Regions from separate parts of the Homo sapiens genome. Here region 1 is linked to region 2. A link is a contact called in ENCODE Hi-C or POLR2A ChIA-PET data. All regions are on one chromosome and are shown on one strand. The core of a region is the stretch at or near the end of the contact, and the rest is flanking DNA. Distances in the headings are between cores, read along the strand shown.

The links. Hi-C counts contacts between places; a loop is a spot of excess contacts on that map. ChIA-PET counts read pairs that join two places held with the same protein, here RNA polymerase II (POLR2A). Pooled maps may share reads with other maps.
Region 1: a loop to region 2 is called in a map of GM12878, with 6 times the contacts of the local background. The contact joins the enhancer-like site here to the promoter of ZNF782 in region 2. A Hi-C loop is called at or near these places in 3 of 168 maps with a recorded cell type or tissue (Caco-2, GM12878 and PC-9), 10 of 37 single-sample maps with no recorded cell type and 9 of 50 pooled maps. POLR2A ChIA-PET finds 5 or more read pairs at or near these places in 1 of 52 experiments (PC-9).

What each region holds. Positions count from the first base shown.
Region 1 is chr9:97,465,014-97,470,096 of GRCh38, forward strand. It overlaps TDRD7 (tudor domain containing 7), which reads left to right. Exons shown (of 17, transcript NM_014290.3): 8 at 1-15. Among named protein-coding and RNA genes, the nearest start is that of TMOD1, 34 kb to the right of the region's middle. RefSeq lists enhancers at 1-439, 3,612-3,671. Within about 2 kb of position 3,763, at least 9 of the 41 ENCODE cell types and tissues checked have a DNase peak (open chromatin) inside an H3K27ac peak, as active enhancers do; they include GM12878, where a contact is called at or near this core.
Region 2 is chr9:96,852,399-96,857,363 of GRCh38, forward strand. It overlaps ZNF782 (zinc finger protein 782), which reads right to left and starts at 2,116. Exons shown (of 6, transcript NM_001001662.3): 1 at 1,690-2,116; 2 at 455-671. RefSeq lists silencers at 1,449-1,538, 1,819-1,888.

The sequences.
Region 1 (5,083 bases), core at 2,513-5,012, 610 kb after region 2:
GAGAACAAAATAAAGGCAAGCACTGTTTACTTTGTCATAGCATTATGGATACAAATACCTTATTATTTTCCAAATGTAAATATTTTTTACATTTTTGAAATTTAAATGTTGTATCCTATAATTAAATGTAGTTTTCAATGGAAGTTGAAAAGATAATATCTGTAAAAGGTTATCCCTGTCAGCCTTTAAATTCGTGGTAGTTATTATTATCTCAGAGTTTTAGTTAAAAAAATAAATTCCCCATGGGAGTATTCATAACACATTATCCAATCAGGGAAAGACACTTCCTATTCCTAGGGGATGTATAATGAATACTGACCAGAACTCTGTGGGCCTCTTATCAAGGCCAGTACTTCGGAGTGAGGGAAGCCATACAGACCAAAGGAGACAATTCTTCTTCTCCCTCTTCTGTAGCCAAGACACAGGTCCTTCTCCACAGCTGCTCCCAGCGTAGCCCTCTCCACCCTCTTGAAAAGGCCAGTGGGCCCGTTTGCCACTTGCTTCCATCAGCAGACTCTTCTGGGCTTGGCTACATTCGTGGATATCAGCCTCTGCCCTTTGCCTCTTCATACTGTCAATGCAGAGACCAAGAAGCACAGTTTCCCTGAGAGCGGTAGTGTCTCAGGGCCTTGGAACACCCAAATAACATGCAGAGAAATTAGGTATTAGCTCCGTGTGCTGTGTGGTCAGTTGTACTAGTGTATTTTTAATGTGTTACTTCTTTCTATCTTGGTGGAAGCTGTGTGTCTATTTGGAATTTATCCTTTGAATAATGGGCCTGCTACTTGATAGAGAATTTGGAGGGAGAGAAAGTCTTTTCTTTCTCGATTGTTAAGATGTCTCCCTTCCCTAAAGGGAAATGCGCTTTAAGACTTGGGTTCATTTCTGTCCTTCATGATGGGAAGGACACTGTGTAGAAGGGTGACCCTAGTTCCCCACTTCTATAGTCCCTTGTATTTATACAGAGCGCTCTTGGACTGTGAGGGGAATGTATCTAAGATCTTTTGGTTTTCTCTAGATTTTGCAAGCAGGGAAATATGTTTCTATTTCTGCAGCCTCTGTTCCATAATACAAAACCTTATTCCATGTGCCACTATCAGCCGCCAGCCAGTAATCCTGTATGTGTCACTGAGTGCAAATGACCAGTCCCTGAACACAGGCTTAAGTCCATCAGTTACTGGCCACTGAACCCTAGCTACAAGTGGGAGTTAGGAGGTCAGAAAGGGATACTGCTGTTTCTTAGCAGGTTGCTCAATAGGAGAGGCCCTGACCCTCTCCAGAAGTAAGCTCACCCAACCACCCAGCCACCCTTTCCCATTTGCAGAGGCATTTAGGAAACTCCCCAGCTGAATCTACAGAGGCACAAATTTTAAGTAATTTGACTGACTTTAAAAATCTGAAAATTGGAAAATAGTTTGCCAGTTTCTTACGAACACTTAACCATATGACCCCTAAGGCCCACAAGGTGTCTTGTACATACATGTGTGTTGCAGTATTATTATTAATAGCCCCAAACTGGACACAGCCCAAATGTTCACCAACAGGTGGATCATAAAAACAAATTATAGTTTATTCATGTAGTAGAACACTGTTAACAATACAAAGGAATTAACTACTGATATAAATAGTTTCATGGACAAACCTCACAGATTTTGTGCTGAGCAAAAGAAGCCAGGCACAAGAGAGTAATGTATAATTTCATGTAAATGATGTCTAAGAGCAGGTAAAATTCATCTGCAGTGATAGAAATCAGATCAGTGGTTGCCTGGGACAGGAGGTGGAGGGGGGCTAATTGCAAAGGGCAAAAGGAGACTTTTTGGGGTGGTGTAAATGGTCTATATGTTGATTATGGTGATGATTATATGGATGTATACATTGATCAAAGCCCATCAAACTGTATTGTAAACAGGTATCTTTTATTCAGTGTAAATTATACTTGGATAAAGTTTGAAACCTGGAAGAAGCTAAGGACCACAATGGTCACTGGACCAAAGGAGAACACAGGGCTTGGGCACTAGTCCTGAGTCTGCCTGTATTTGGGTGTGTGCCTTTGGTCAAGTCCCTCCATTCCTCTGGGTCTCTAGTTGATAGGAGATAACTATCCCTAAACGTTCCTAGATAAACTTCTGTTTCCTGGCCATTTCACTCCCCCGGCCCTTAGGAAGTTCAACAAAAGCTAAGCTATTTTGAGGCACAGAGATTTCTTATGAAGAGAAGAATCATACGTAAATCCTAATGACACATTAACAGTGTAACAATATTTACAATAAATAATGCAGCTATTCCACAAGGATATCTCCCAGTCTGAAGTCTATAGGGCAGTCACTTTCTTTCCTCCCTCCCTCCTTCTACTTTGGGAATTCAGGCTCTCGTGTCAGATAGAACTGAGTCTCAGCTTTGCCATTTCTAGCTGTGTGGCCTTAGGAAAGTTATTTAACTTCCCTGATTGCTTATCTGTAAATTCAAACACTCCCATCGTGTTGTATATACCTGATACACTTTTTCACTTTTTACTGGAGCCAAGAACAAAACATACAAGTCCTTCTTCTCAAGAAGCTTACATTCTAGTGAGAAGAGAGAGATGACAAGCATACAGTAAACACACAAAACAATTTTAGTACAATGAAGGAAATAACCAATAAAGGAAATAACTATGATAGAAAATAACTCTGAAGCAAGAGATAGGCAGAGTGATGTGATCTCATTTAGATGCTTCAGAAATCATTCTGGGACTGTTGTGGGGGAATGGATTGTATTATAGTAGGGCACAGAAGGAAAGTAATACTGGTTAGGTGGCTGTTGTAATAGCCAGCTACCTTGTAACCTGGATTAGTGAAGATGGAGGTAGTGGAAGAGATTCAGGATATATTTGGAGGTAGAACTGACAGGACACTGACCTGTTGGAAGTGGATGGTAAGCAAAAGAGAAGATTCAAGATAAGCTACTGGGTTTGGGGCTTGAGCAATTGACTAGATATTGGTGCCATTTGTTGAAATTGGGAAGTCAGAGAGAAAAACCATTGTGGAGAACAATTGAGAATTTCATAGGACCTGCTAGGTTTGAGAATAGCTATCAGATGTCACATGGATGAATTTGGAGCTCAGGGAGCAGTTAGGACTGGAGATGTGTCAGGTTGGGAGGCATCAGCATATAGGTGCTATGTGAAATCACAGGACAAGATGAGATCCCCTAGAGAGAGAATACACGTAGAGAGGAGGAGGGGCCTGGGCCCAGGTCCTGAAACCCTTCAGTATTTACATGGAGGCATAAGGGGAGCAGAAAAGCCTGTAAAGATGGCCAAAGAAGAAAAACCAAGAGAGTGGTGTCACAGAAGCCAGAAAAAGAAAGCGTCTCATAAAGAAGGGAGTGACCAGCCTCGTCATTGCTGCTGAGAATTATGGGCTGGATGTGAAGAATAAAAAAGGTAGCTCGGTATTTTGTGCAGTAGCAAGCTCTTGGGACAGCGGTGATTGTAGCAATCCGGGCCTGAACTTGTTCCCCACATCCCCTTGAAGCTGACAGAGATGATTTCTCCCTTTATTTGGAGAAACCCCAGCTACTTAGCACCAGTCTTGCTTCGCTTGAATTGAACTTTGTCTGGTGGTAAGTACTGATTCCTTCCTTGCTTTCCCTGTCAGATCCTTGGTGAGTAGGAGAAACAGGAGATGTGGTCACCCGCTGAGGCTGGTGCCAGTTTGGCCTGACCCAGGCCCACATCCCAGGGGAGTCTGCTGGGTGATAGGTAGTGCTGGGAGACCTTTGGCCACTTGATGGTGCCAGAGAACCAGGAATGGACTGGGGCCTTATGCCAGATTATGTGACTACTGGCCCTGATCCCAGGACATTAGAGAGAGAGAGACTACTGAGCCCTCACAGAGCAAAGGACACAGAGCAGAGTGTGGTGAGAGTCACACTGGCCAATGCATGGACAAGTGTTTTATAAACTGCAGTTGCCATACAAACATGTATGATTAAAAACAAGAAAAGAAGCTACAAACAGTTCAGAAACACTTTCTTTTGAGGCTTTGGAGCAGTTATTCTTTAATCTGTTCTTGTGCTAAGAATACATTCTGAATTTCCCAGGAGTCATGATTTCACATGCTATGTCCTATTGTCAGACCACGTTACCTCCATTTTGGGCCTGGGAAGAACAGAATCTAAGTTGTAGGTGGTGATAGCTATTAAAGGAAATGAAAGCTGCCTGACTCCTGAGGCCTATGAGAAGCAAAAGCAGGTGCTAATTTAGGATTGGAGAAATAGACTTGTGCACTTAAATGGCCAGCTGCCTGACATGCAGCCCTACCAGCGATCTAGGCCTAAGTCAGTGTTGAGTCAGATGTGGATTCTAAGAGATGGTCTTTCTGATACAAGGTAGACAGGCCCCACAGGCCCGCTTATCACATGGCCAAGGAAAGGAGTTAGTGGTGTCTTCTGCTTTTTTCCCTTAGATTCTCTGCTGGGAAGGGTTTTTGTTTCGTGTGTTTAGTACCATAATCTAGGTACTAAGAAGCTGGCCTGTGGACTTTATTTTCAGGGAGGCAGTGAAAGGAACCTACCTCATGTTACTTGGTATTAAGGCCAAGACTTTGCCCTGGTGTTTGTTGTTTTGTTTGCTTTGTTTCTTTCAATAACCATCATCTCCTTTAATTAGAGATGCATATTAGGTTTTCAACATTTCCCTTAGATTCTTAGTTATTCTAAACCATAGCTTAATGTTTCTAGATTTTTATTTTTCTCAAAAAAAGGCTTTGTGTTTATATAATCCTTTTAAACTGAAGATTCTATAAATATTCTTAAAAATAATATCCAGGCTCTTAACAGTCTGTGCTAATGGTGAGGAAAAGTTGTTCAGGTTTCTGCAAACACAGACCTCTGTTCAGCAGACTTAGGGCCTTTTGCTGAGCTGAAAGAAGACCTAACCCAGCTTCACACCCTTGAAAAAAATAGGTACGCCTGTTTTTTAGTTTAGAATTCCATGTTGTTCAGCAGTGATACCATTGTTGTCATTGATGAAGCATCTCGGTCCCTGGAAGCACAGTAGCTGAGAATAGCCATCACAAATGCTGCTTTGGGGATTTAGAAT
Region 2 (4,965 bases), core at 866-3,365:
GGAGGCCAAAGAGGGAGGACAGCTTGAGCTCAGGAGTTCAAGACCAACCTGGGCAACATGGCATGACCTTGTCTCTACAGAAAATAAAAACTTAAAAAATTAGCCAGGTGTGGTGGCATGCGCCTGTGGTCCCTGCTACTTGGGAGGCTGAGGCAGGAGGATCACTTGAGCCCAGGAGGTAGAGGCTGCAGTGAGCCATGTTTGTGCCACTGCACTCCTGCCTGGACAACAGGATGAGACTCTGTCTCCAAAACACAAAATTAACTTAGCAGAAAAATATTCAGTGTGCATCATTTAACTATTTTTCTTAGTAATATTATTTACCCTTGGTATAGACAATCCACAGAAAGTCTTATAAAAGAGATGAGATACTTTAAGGCAAAGAGTTTTAGATGTTTTAACTGGGATGTATTTCTCAAAAGGCCCTTTGGATAAGATGCTTTTGGTGACTCACCTGTGAAAGAATGAACGGAACTGTTTTCCTCCTGGCTCTACCACAAACGAGGGATCCCCGGAAACTCACTGAACCTTTCATGCCCAATGTCTTTAAAGCTTTCAAAAGAATCAGAAGTAGATAGCCACGGAAAACCCTTCATGTATCATCATGCATGGGATTCTATGAGGTAGGGACAAAGTCTCCAGTGTCACATATGTTAACAGCAGTATGGCATCTGTAAAGAGTGGAGAACAAAGCGACTGGGGGCTACTTTGGGATCTGGGGACAGAATCTCCGGTTACCCCTACCCTCAGACCTATGCAATGATGTGGCCTTTCCTGAGCAGCCTGTCCCTGGCCACCACCTAGCCCATTTTGCTCTTCTCAAAGCTGGCCCAAACCACCCACTGTCACCCATTGTGTGGTGGCTTCTGGAGGCTTCACCAAGTCTGGCTCATTCTGGGAAGGAGGATCAAGAACTGCTTCTGACCATACACATCTAGGATCTGCTCCTCTGTGGGCTCTTCTGCCTCTGCTCTGAAGCTCGGGAGGGAGGCCTAGGTCTGAGAGGTGTTCTCTTCCAGGTAAAACTGTTCACAGAGACCCCTGCTTCCCACCTCGCAAGGGCTGCTCTGTTCAAGGAGCCTGCGACCTGACCTGAGAAACCATGTTAGTGGCAAAAATCTGACTCTTAGAATTCTTTACATCAGACTTAAAAGAGAGACACCCTGACAATGCAGAAGGGGCCAGGAACCTGTCTGACCCAAGAGATCTGAAGACACACCAGAAATCCAGACTACATTTGACACATGGTAAGATTCCATCTACATCCACTCCCTGAGTATTTGGGGACATGACATTCTGCTAAGTGCTGTGAAGGCTGCAATGCTGGTTTTAGGCAGGTGTGATATTAGCGCCTGAAACGGGAAATAAATCACACCTGCCTTTGAACCCCAGCTCCCTCACTGCTAGCTTGTGACCTGAGCCTCAGTTATATTTAATGCAGATGTGGTTGTGAGGTATACATAGGCACCCAACGAATGGAACAAAGTGTCTTCTAAATATAACAGCAGCAGTCCGCTCATGGCTTAGTAGCCTACAGTCGGCTGTTTGCTTTACAGGTGGTGACTTAAAGTTTTAAACCAACGCCATGAAGCAGTCATTATTAATACCCTCACTTTCAGATGAGAAACCTGACTCTCATCCACGTCCCTACATTCGCCTCGGCTTCCAGTTGACAGAGATGGAACTTACCCGGGTTTTTCCAGCTCCAGAGCTCGGGGTCTCGATGCAGACCCACCGTCCGGGGATTTCGGGCACGTTGTCGCCCGCGTTACAAATGCGCTTTCCCCACCCCCGCCGCCGCTCGCGCCGGGCTCCGGTCCCGCACACCGCGGCCCGCACCCGGCACCTGCTCCGGACCAACGCTCAGCCTCAGCCGCCCCGGGAGCCAGCGGCCGAAGTCCCTCTCCAGCGGCCGGGAAGGCCGAGGGCCCGCCCGGTCGCATCCACTGACACAGGGGGCGGGGATCCCACAAACTTCCCGCTTCCTCTCCCGCTTCCGGGCACAAACGCTGTCCTCCCGCCCCAGCTGCGCCCCCTCTACTTTCCGAGCCGACCCCCGAGCTTCCCAAACCGCTTCCCGGGAGTCTCGAGAACCCAAATGAGGAGGCGGGGCTCTGGCTGCACAGGCGCAGAAGGAGCCCAGGAGCCCCATCCCAGAGTGCTGCGCGGCGAACCAGACTCATTCAGGACTACATTTCCCATAAGCTCTTGCGTCCGCCTTCGACGTGACTCCTCACGTTTCGGCGATTCAGAATTGGCGGGGATGGAGTTTTTATGAAGTCTCCCGCTCAGGCTCTCCAAGAACAGGGAGAAGTTAAAGGTTAAAACTTAAACGCTACTGACAAATACAAAGAGTAGCCCTCCATTGGTTCCCGGTTGAACCAACATTTTTTTTTTCCGTAAGACTTTCGGAGACAATTGGGAAGCTGAATATGGATTGGGAATTGCAAATATTGAAAAAAAGTACCATTACTTTTGTGAACTGTGAAAAAAAATTAAGAATTTTGTAGAAATTTTTTTTTTAAAAAAAGGGATCACTACTGAAGTATTTAGCATTGAAATGATATAACTTTGAATTTACTTTACAATTTTATACATTTTCAACCTGGAACCTCCACCTTGTCTCTTTACAGCCTACCCGACCCATTGACCTGTGAGCCCTGTCCTGGCGCCCCCAGGCGTGAGGGTTCTAAGGCGGGTCGAGCCCGGTGCTGCAGGTGTTAGAGAAAAGCTTTTGGTTTTTATCCCTTAACATTGCTTCTTGCCGAATTCTCTTATTGATTCAACATATTTAAATTTAATGTTAATTATCTTAGGTTTCCATGCGCATTAACGAATTTTCTTGCTTTTTGCTGATTGTTTTTTATTTCCGTAGGTTATTGGGGAACAGATGGTGTTTGGTTACATGAGTAAGTTCTTTAGTGGCGATTTGTGAGATTTTGGTGCACCCATCACCTGAGCAGTATACACTGCACCCCATTTGTAGTCTTTTATCCCTTGCCCCGCTGCCCTCCGCCATTCCCCGCCAAGTCCCCAAAGCCCATTGTGTTATTCTTATGCCTTTGCATTCTCATAGCTTAGCTCCCACTTATGAGTGAGAACTACGATGTTTGGTTTTTCCACTCCTGAGTTACTTCACTTAGAATAATAGTCTCCAATCTCATTCAGGTCGCTGCAAATGCCATTAATTCATTCCTTTTTATGGCTAAGTAGTATATCATCAGATACATACCACAGTTTCTTTATCCAGTTGTTGATTGATGGGTATTTGGGTTGGTTCCACGTTTTTGCAATCGCAAATTGTGCTGCTATAACCATGCATGTGCAAGTATCTTTTTCATATAATGACTTCTTTTCCTCTGGGTAGATACCCAGTAGTGGGATTGCTGGATCCAATGGTAGTTCTACTTTTAGTTCTTTAAAGAATCTCCACACTGTTTTCCATTGTGGTTGTACTAGTTTACATTCCCACCGGCAGTGTAGAAGTTTTCCCTGTTCACTGCAGCCATGCCAGCATCAACTATTTTTTGATTTTTTGATTATGGCCATTCTTGCAGGAGTAAGGTGGTTTTGATTTGGATTTCTCTTATCATTAGTGATGTTGAGCATTTTTTCATATGTTTGTTGGCCATTTGTATATCTTTTTTGAGAATTGTCTATTCATGTCCTTAGCCCACTTTTTGATGGGATTGTTTGTTTTTTTTCTTTGATGAGATTGATTTGTTTGAGTTCGTAGTAGATTCTGGATATTAGTCCTTTGTCAGATATATAGATTGTGAAGATTTTCTCCCACTCTCTGGGCAAAGTGAACAGCTGAGTAAAGATTAAAGGTGAGCTGCGAGGTGTTGTTACCTCAGAGGGTGCTCTGCAGAAGAGTATATCCATGAGCTACTTGAACTCTTTAAATCAAAACAAAAGGAAAAAAGTTTATTCTAAGCAAGTTTATTTCTTGTCTGATGGTTATTAGATGGGAGAACATTGCCAGATCTAAGCTACCAACCTCAAAAATGTTTTCAAAAACAAATGGTTATTGAACATCACATTTTACAGAGATTCTGCTCCCTTTCTCCCGCCCTCCCCAGAGAGAGCAGTCCTGCATGCGAATGATCAAAGGTCAGTCTTAGGACAACAATGAGAAAACAAGCTATTTAGATAAACTCCTCTACATTCCCTTGTTATTTGCTTTTTACTATTAACTCAAGGTAAGAGGATCAGGCTGCCTTCAGCCATAACCCTTTCCTAAAGCTTTTGCAAAACCTTCTGGCCTTCCAAGAAGGTTTGCCCAGTTCTTTGTAGGACAGATGATTGATAGATGTAAAGTAATTCATGAGTAACCCTGCTTAGCAGGGTTAGAGGAATCCCAGGGATACATAGACTGGCAGCTGTTTCCACCTTAAAACCAACAGAATTGTCTAAGTTGCAGATGATGTAAGACAGAACAATTTTTATGATGTGATCATGAAGATGTGAAAAATAGGGGCTGTAAGAAGGACCATTCTTTATACACGTGCATTCCTTATCAAGCCAACAACTGACTATGGGGAATGTTTTACAACCTCAGAGACCTGCGCCTGCCATGCTGCTCTGCACAGCAGCCACTGGGGGGCTCTCTTGACCGCAGTTTTTTAAGCTAGTGCCCTATATAGAAGGGTAAGTTTTTGTGAAAAGATTAACATTTGCTCACTATCACATGGGTTTTACATATTCAAGCTTGACGTACTTGTAAAGTTCCCATCTGCCTACCAGCTAGGTGTCAGACATTACATGTGGTAGGCACTTGAGGATTTACTGAATGACTTTAAATCCACACTGGGCCTGTGTGTGTGCTGCCTTTTATGAGTGTGAAGGTGACAACACTGCCTCTTTTCATGATGCCCTTGGCTGAGATGACCATCATTCTTGTGACTAAAACTGGGCTGTACATTTCTATGGGCACAGTAGGTAGCAGAAGTATCTGACCTATGA